Regions from separate parts of the Homo sapiens genome. Here region 1 is linked to region 2. Evidence: chromatin contacts called from ENCODE Hi-C or POLR2A ChIA-PET data. All regions are on one chromosome and are shown on one strand. The core of a region is the stretch at or near the end of the contact, and the rest is flanking DNA. Distances in the headings are between cores, read along the strand shown.

Region 1 (4,256 bases), core at 514-3,013, 60 kb before region 2:
ACCAGTGTTGTCAAAGCCTATAGTCTGAACACTTTCTTCTCTGTCTTTCCATTTTCTATTATAAAGAGTACTCAGAAATTACCTAAGTATTTAATTTCAAAAAAAATTGCATTTCTCAAAAACTCTGTAAAATAACAAAGGACATAGCTGATACCAGAATAAATCTTTTTTGTGAAGTTTGGATAACTGAGATTTGAAAAACATTTTAGAAATTTACATTTATTTAGAACATTATATTTTAAAGAATTAAAACACAAGCTGGTTAGAAATTTTAACATTTACAATAAAACAATTTGGATATTTTTAATCTCTAATTTTTTTATTATTTCTGCAGGGATTGAAGTGTACTTTTATGCTATCTGTAAAAAAAATGCTTAATAAGTAAATAAACATTTTAAGTAATAGTTGAAAAACATTTACTTACCAGAGAAAATAATTTGTTTTCCAACACTTCAGTTTTCTTTTATTTATAAAACACTCTATTCAAAATGAAGGTATGTTAGTCAGGGTTCCCTAGAGGTACAGAATTAATAGGATATATATAATGGGTAGTCTAGTAAGTATTAACTTACACAATTACGAAGTCCCACAATAGGCTTGTCTGCAAGCTTGAGGAGCAAGGGGAGCCAGTCCGAGTCTTAAAACTGAAGAACTTGGAGTCCCATGCTTGAGGGCAGGAAACATCGAGCACAGGAGAAAGATGCAGGCTAGAAGGCTAGGCCAGTCTTGCATTTTCACGTTTTTCTGCCTGCTTTATATTCAGTGGCAGCTGATTAGATTGTGCCCACCAGATTAATGGTGGGTCTGCCTTCCCCAGCCCACTGACTGTTGCCAAATGTTAATCTCCTTTGGCAACACCCTCACAGACACATCTAGGATCAATACTTTGCATCCTTCGATCCAATCAAGTTGACAGTCAGTATTAACCATCATAGAAAGCAAGACAAGAACTTCTTAGATATGCTAATCATTTTTATCTATTTACTAAGTCTGGGCCCGAACTGCCAGCACTTGTTAGTCATTTTCTGGTTACTGTATGTCCTTGAAACTAATAAAACTGCATTTCCTTTGAATGCAGTTGGTCCAGATCGTAACTTTTCCCATATGTATTTATTTTTGGGGTTTGGATCATTTTCATCTTCCATTGATTTTCAAACTATTGCAAATTACACAGTTTACATGTTAAAGAGATCAAGTTGTATAGTAGAAGAAATCTTTCTGCAAGCTATGTGACATTAACCTTGCTGAGCTTTAGTAACCTTGCTCATTTGTAAAATGGAGATAATAATAGTACCTATTTCCTAGGAATGTAGAGGAGATGAATAGAGATAAGGCAAGCATTCTGCTAGTAAACAAGGTCCACATTATCACCATCATTCCCAATATGTTTTGAAGATTCTATGTAATTAACTATGCATTTTCTAATTTATACTGAATTATTCTCATTTTGCAGATGAAGACACAGGTTCAGAGAATTAGGAAGCTTGCTCAAGATCATACATGTTGAAGAACCAGCCTCCTCAGCTGCTTCTGATTGTAAACTAGCTGTGATCAGGGCACCACTCTGTTACAAAAGCAGTCTTAGAAATTAACCAGCACAAAGATCATCCATGACTAGTGAGTGCAGTTCTGAGACTGGTTTTCATATATGCCTGTAGGATCAGTCTCACTATTTTGAGGTTGTACCCTGGGCAGGGAACATGAGTCATTGCCTACCCATCCACTCCTCCACACTCTGACTGTCTCTGTTATGAATTAAGTCCTAAGAATTCTTATCTCATTACTCCCCATGGGGTTTCAGCAGCAGTCATCTCTGACTTGTATTTTCACCCTGCTAGTTAATTGCTTTCTTAGACTTTTCTATTCTGCTGTTCGATGGTAGCTCAGCAAGTGACTTTTCATCATTATAGAATAGGAAAAAATTGTTTGGGTTGTGGATTGGTTTACAGATGCTGCACTTTCCAATTCCTACCACACCATGACCCTGTAACCTGCTGGGAAGATGTAGCCCTAAGTGCAAAAGAAGCTCCCCACAAAATGTTATTTTCCTAGGTCCTTTTCCCAACCACATGGAGCAGATAAATGGAAGGAGAGGCATGTTGGTGGTGGTGATGATGGTGGTACAATTTTCCCTCAGTATCCACAGGGAATTGGTTCTAGGAAGCACCTCCCCAACACCAAAATCTGCGATGCTCAAGTCCCTTATGTAAAATAATATAGTGTTTGCATATAATCGACCCATATACTCCCATATACTTTAAATCATCTCTAGTTTACTTATAATGCCTAATACAATGTAAGTGCTATGTAAGTAGTTGTTATACTGTATTTTTTTACTTGTATTGTTGCATTGTTATTTTTTATTTTTCAAATATTTTCCATCAGTGGTTGGTTGAAACCATGGATGTGGCACTTGTGGATATGGAAGACCGCCTATAATAGTAACAATTATGGTAGTAGTAATGCTGGTGATGGTGTTGGTAACAGTGGTGGTGAGTAACGGTGTTGGAGAAATTTTTTCCACTCACGTGGAACCTCGCACCAGTCTACTCTCTGATAATTTGGATGTATCTCATAAATGGTATCTCAGTTTTCTTCAAGTTGTATATAGGTCTTCATATTTTTTTTTCTTTTAAAGTTTAAAACATCTACCATTCGGTCTAAAATAAATGCTTTTAATTTAAGGCCAGGGAATTCCACACCCTGACCAAGCTTAACTCACAGATCCTGTAAGTGCTTTCTGAGGCCCAACAAAGTGGGTTTCAAGATAACACAACTGCCCTGCCTGGTAGCAGAAGGTGTTTTAAGTGTGCCATGTGTCTGGCCTCAGAAGAGGCAAGCCACAGCACAGAGCAGGATAAGCCTTTGTGGGGCCTCAGAAAGCACTTACAGGATCTGTGAGTTAAGCTTGGTCAGGGTGTGGAACAGAATTTCCTGGGCTCTTTTAAGGTATGGTCTGGTCTTGCAGTCTATACTCTCAGGCTCTCTGTAGCCTCCTTCCTTTATCAGTGAAATGGAGGAATGCAACTCTGGACCTCTACTTCTCCTTTCTCTCCTAAGGGGCCAGAGACTGCCTAAACCCCACACAATAAAACTCACAGATCCCTCTGGGAGGCTGAGGCAGGTGGATCACCTGAGGTGAGGAGTTTGAGACCAGCCTGACCACCATGGTGAAACCCCATCTCTACTAAAAAATACAAAAATTAGCCGGGCATGGTGGCAGGCGCCTGTAATCCCAGCTACTCGGGAGGCTGAGGCAGGAGAATTGCTTGAACCCAGGAGGCGGAGGTTGCAGTGAGCTGAGATCACGCCGTTGCACTCCAGCAACGGGCGACAGAGCAAGACTCCATCTCAAAAAATAAATAAATAAATAAATAAACACCTCACAGATCCTTTGCTCGAGGTGTGGTTAAAAGAACAAAATTATTATAATTACTAGGCGAAACTTTAGTCACTCTGCATCACATCTTCCCCTACATGTGCACCCATGTGCGTGTCTGTTTCCAAGAAAAGGTGACTGTGGAAATAGGAAAAGACTTCTGCTGAAATGCTGAATGTTATACTGTTTTCTTGGGCCCATCTTAATAATCATCTACAAAGCTGCAATTTTGGCAATATGAGCTGGCGGCCTGACCTAACATCATTGTACTTTGGATCACTGAAGTGTCTCCTCACATGCCAAAACCTGCTGCACTTTCTTCCTACTTCGTTGCGGCCTTCATCAACCTTGTCCACCTCTTTCAGTCACCTGAGTCTCTACGTGCACTGTTCAGTATGGCAGCCATGAGCCAATGTGGCCACCAAGTATGAAGAAGGGAGCCTTCTGAATTGAATGTAAAATGTACACTGGCTTTCCAAGACTTAGCATGAAAAAAAAAATGTGGAATAACTCAATAATCTTTGATATTGCTTGCAGGTTGAAATGATAATATTTTGGATATAGTGATTTAAATAAAATATATTATTAAAATTAATTTTACCTGTTTCTTTTTACTTTTTAAAGTGTGACTACTAGAAAGTTTAAAATTGCAAATGTGGCTTGCATTTGGAACTCACATTATATTTCTATTCCGTACTGCTAGTCTAAATAGTTTGCAGTCCTTTGCACTGTTGTGATCTGTTTAAGGAAAATCATCCTTGGACAATACTGTCTAAAAGTTTTTAATTTTTTAATATAAATATCAAATAGTTTTAAGTGGCATATCAGCTAGATTCTGAATTTTAAATCTTCTTTTTTTAAAAAAAGAATGAATGTA
Region 2 (4,486 bases), core at 1,830-4,329:
TCCCATGAATGTCACCTGTAAATTGGATCAATTATCCAGTTTTTGCAGGGTTGTTGTGAGGCTTAGAAATCATGCATATAAAAGCCTGGCACATAGAATATCCTCCAAACGTTCAGTTAATAATCCTTTAATTTTCTTTTTTAAAGAGATGTGGTCTTTCTATATTGCCCAGGTTGGAGTGCAGTGGCTCTTCACAGGCACAATCATAGCAAAATACAGTCTTAAACTCCTGGCCTCAAATGGTCTCCCTACCTCAGCCTCCTGAAAAGTTAGGACTAGAGGTACAGGCTATTGTGCCCGGCCTGATAATTCTTAATAGTAGTTGAGTTGAATAAAGAAAAAAATTGTCTTTATATCACTTCAATTGGGTGTTCAGAGTCTTTAAAAAATTTTTATTTAAATGCTTTCAAACATACATAAAAATATAGAAAATAGCATAATAGCCCTTCTCATAGTTATTCCCTAGCTCCTACAATTATCAACACATTGCTCTGCCTTCTTGTAATTCTGTTTAATTTTTTTAAGTGGTAAGAAATATAATAATTTCTATGGTAACCTATGCTTAGTATTTTTTAAACCTTCTAAAAGATAATACCACCTTTTTGGGGAAGGAAAAAAATACACTAGGAAAACCCCGTGTAAGTCAGCACTTATCCCTGACAAATGGATAAGCAGTAATGACTTTTTCCCAAAGTTCTAACTGTACAAAATTCATCCCAATGCAGTCCCATAGGTCTGTGTGGTGTATCTACAAACAAGTCCACTGCCTGGGCCAGATAGTTCCTAACAGCTGTGGTAACATGCTATCAGTGGTATTGGAAGGTTAAGTCCAACAGATGTGTTTTCACGAAAAGCAAAGGAACCTTGCTGGTCTGAGCACAGGAACAGTGTGATACTGGAAAAACCACACAGCAGAGTCACATCCAACATGTCCTTCTAGCCATTGCACATCGTGTGCAGAAACCTACGTGTCCAAGAAGCTCCTGTCGGAGTGAAGAAAGCACTGTGAGGCTGAAATCCTGGGCCTGGTGTGCTGGGTCAAAAGTTTGCCATTTGAGAGTATGAAGCACATTCATTTGTGACTTCTCCATTCCCAAAAGACCTCGCAGGTGTTAGCATGTTGACAAGCTGACATGTGGTCCTTGTGTTTGGCCGTTTCTAAGGCTCGTTGCTCTTAAATCATCACTCTAATATACTAACAACCCCAGTGAGAACTTACAGCTCCCAATGTTTGTTTGTTCATAAGTTAACTGTTGAATAAAAAATGGATCAGTTTCACAAAGAATGACCAGAGCCCATACAAACAAAATTTGAAAAGGAAGGGAAAAAACACACAACCACCAATGTAGTTCAGAGTTCATCTCTGCTGACTGTTCAGAATTGAAGTCAGGATTCATCATCATCTAGTTCTTATTCTATGAATCCAGGGCAAAAGATGGCTCCTCTGGAGGGGAGTGTGCTGTTAGGAATGGCATGTTGCAGCAGGTTCTGAGGCACCCACTGAAGTCTCAGGAAGTCTGGGATTGAGAGAAAGAAGGCACAAGGGCTCAAGTCCATGGCAGCAGTGATTGGTTTTGTTGTCTTGTTCTTACTGTGTGGAATTTGCCAGGAAACCTTGCAGCCAGACACCTTGTCCTGAGAAGGCTGTGCAGCACCTGGTCCCTCTGCCATGTCCCTGTGCCTTCCAGGTGCTCTAAAGGGATGGCTTTCCCATAGTGAAGGCAATGAGGGCAGCTTACTGTGAAACTAACTCAGAGCACTGCTTGCCACATACTCACATTCCTGCCGGGTCACTTGCCTGCCTGCCCAACTCCCTCTCTGGACGCTGATAATCCCCCAAACAGTGCCCTGTGACCACAAAGTGATGGGACTGATCTCCCAGAGCCAGATCTGGAACTCTGTCTTGTTACTTTTCAGTCACTCTAGGCATGTGATGCACTTTGAACATCTTAGAGGACAGAGAGGTCAAAAAGGTGTCCATTTTTACTTCAACTACTAAAACCTGTTAATCCTGATTAGAAGAGGGGGAGAGAAGGGAGTAAGGACAAGAAGAAAAAGAAGAAAAGGAATGAAGGCAGGAAGGGTTGGTGGACAGTTGGCTACTAGTCACAGATAAGCAAGAGGTCTGGCTCCTAATTTATATTAGCTTAAACCCAAAACATTTCCTCCTTTGCTAGGATGCTCTACCTTTCTTAAGATAAGCTTTACATTATTTCTGAGGGGAGGAGGGATAACAAGTTGATTTAAAAAGTTTTCCTTTAAACTGTGGAAACAAGAAGTCCTTAGCAATGCCACGTCTTGCCCTGACATTCTTCAAAGCTCTTTATGTTTTAGCCTCATGTTGAATTCACTTTTACAATTTTTGTTGCTATAATAACAACATGGCTTTCTTTCACTCCTTCAATTTTCAAGTTGCTTTATTCACTATAAATCATCTCATCAAAATATCTAGGTTTTTCCCATGTGAAGAAAAACATTGGGAAAAATGGGGGATAGAAATTTAACCATTAAATTCCACCTCTCCCCCAACTCTGTCAGCAGCCGCCAGGACCAAACACAGTGCATCTTCCATGCCCTACTTAGCACAACAGACACCACCATCTCAAATTATTTGCTGGGGGCAATTCAGGCTTCCACCTGAAGAACCTGGATAAGTGCCCACAGCCGCTGGCTGCCCATGGCCTCTCAGAAAATAAATGCCTTCCAGGGTAACTTTCTGTTCTTTCTGTGTGAATGAAACTCACCAGTCCCGGAAACTGTTTACACACATTTGGTAGGTCATTCCTCCCTTAAAGGGATGTGAATAAAAAGCCAGAGAAAAGGGCTCTTTCTCTCCCAAAGTTTGCTGATTGTCTCTCTCCTGGGCCACCTGACTCCCCTTAGCCTTGTGCCTTTGTACAGCTGGTGTTGACATCAGGTTAATTACACGGTCCTGTGTTTACACGTGGGTCTCCTGAAAGGCTAGCAGCAAGTTAGCTGTGCGGAGGCAAGTTGCAAAGCTCATTTCATTGACTTGCCCTTACGTCTGAAATGGACTTTTCCAATAGTGACTGGTGAATGATTCACAGGCATCCCTAGGAGACAAGCACATAGCATCATCCCTACTTTGTCAACAAAGAAATGGGCCAAAGTGGGAGCTGCTGGTCCAGGGGTGCACAACAAGTGTCTCAGCAACAGGGTCAAGTGCTACTCTTGAGGCTAGGCTCACATTCATCTGCTCCCACCCTGGGTGGCTCTACTGCCTCTGGACAACACATACTCTTGGGGTATCTTGCAAGCTTGACAGGGAGAAAACATTAATATACATATGAAAAATGAAGCACTGGTTGAGGGCTAGCCCCTTAGCTCTCTAAAGGCTCTAGCTCTGTATCAGAACGACTGTGGGCCAGCCTTTCGTGCCATATGCAAATGAAGCTTCTTGAAGGCAGGAAATGATGATGTTTTCTTGGCTGCTCTATCCCCAGGGCCTAGACCCATGCATGGCTCAGGTCAGTAGGGACTCAATAAGTACTAGATGAGTGATGAATGAACCTTGACTACATTATGTTAGCCACTGGGGATAACAGCTGGGCCTTGCCTTGTTGGTACCCCTGAGAACCCTGCACTCCTCTTACCCACCTCAGTGAGAAAGGACATTTAAAAAGGCTTGTGACTGACTGTCTCTGAAGAAATCACAGAAGATCTGATCATCTGTGATTTCTTCAGAGACAGTCAGTCACAAGCCTATTTATAGCCATTCATAGAATGGCCTCTATGCCACAGACAAAGTACAAATATATAGAGGTCAGATGATTTGTTCACACTCCCTCAGCTAGGACAAAATCTCAGATCTCCTGACTTGATACCCCACACTGGGTTTTAAAATACAGTTTTGCCTCAGGGTTAGGCTATAGCTATAGCCACGCTGGCTGTCCACAGGTCCTGGACTGAACAGTTATGCAGAAGATTTAGAAACTACAGAGAAAGCCCTATCCTTACCATTGTGCCCTCAGCCCTGGAAAACTGAGTCGACACACAGGTTGCTATGAGATATCATTTGAAGGGCAGACATTGTGAAGACTAAGCCAGTCTTGGCAAAATGAGCATTTGTAAGGGGCAACTCAATTAGAGGGTATTTTGTTTCAGAAACAATCTTGGTGGTTCATATGAGTGGGAATCTAACAGTGCTCCCCATTTCACATGCTAGGAAGTATGTGTTTCTCTCCTCCTCTTTCTTCAGGAAACTTAATTGTAGGAAAATTCTTATTTTCTGGATAGAAAATCCAAGGCAGGCAGATAGATATTTGACAACTTCCATGGAAATATATTGGGGAATCTTACTTATGGCAGAATTCTAGCATTACCTCTTTTCAGAGTCTTGTACATTTCTTAAATCCAAATGTGTAGCTCATTTTTCTGTGAAGGGTATTTTACAAAAGAGCTAGGGAAAATATACTAAGTGAAAAAGTATCAACCCTTTGGATCAACTTTGGTCCTTATATCTTAG

What was found. A loop is a pair of places that touch in the nucleus more often than their neighbours do. ChIA-PET counts read pairs that join two places held with the same protein, here RNA polymerase II (POLR2A). Pooled maps may share reads with other maps.
Region 1: a map of mammary epithelial cell shows a loop between it and region 2 (3-fold over the local background). The contact joins two enhancer-like sites. A Hi-C loop is called at or near these places in 1 of 168 maps with a recorded cell type or tissue (mammary epithelial cell) and 4 of 50 pooled maps. POLR2A ChIA-PET finds 5 or more read pairs at or near these places in 2 of 52 experiments (MCF 10A and activated CD4-positive, alpha-beta T cell).

Annotation. Positions count from the first base shown.
Region 1 is chr3:156,785,843-156,790,098 of GRCh38, reverse strand. All of the region lies in intron 1 of LINC00886 (long intergenic non-protein coding RNA 886), which reads left to right. Among named protein-coding and RNA genes, the nearest start is that of LINC00886, 29 kb to the left of the region's middle. RefSeq lists an enhancer at 1,675-1,744. Within about 2 kb of position 1,763, at least 5 of the 41 ENCODE cell types and tissues checked have a DNase peak (open chromatin) inside an H3K27ac peak, as active enhancers do; they include mammary epithelial cell, where a contact is called at or near this core.
Region 2 is chr3:156,726,969-156,731,454 of GRCh38, reverse strand. No RefSeq gene overlaps it. Among named protein-coding and RNA genes, the nearest start is that of TIPARP-AS1, 53 kb to the right of the region's middle. Within about 2 kb of position 3,079, at least 3 of the 41 ENCODE cell types and tissues checked have a DNase peak (open chromatin) inside an H3K27ac peak, as active enhancers do; they include mammary epithelial cell, where a contact is called at or near this core.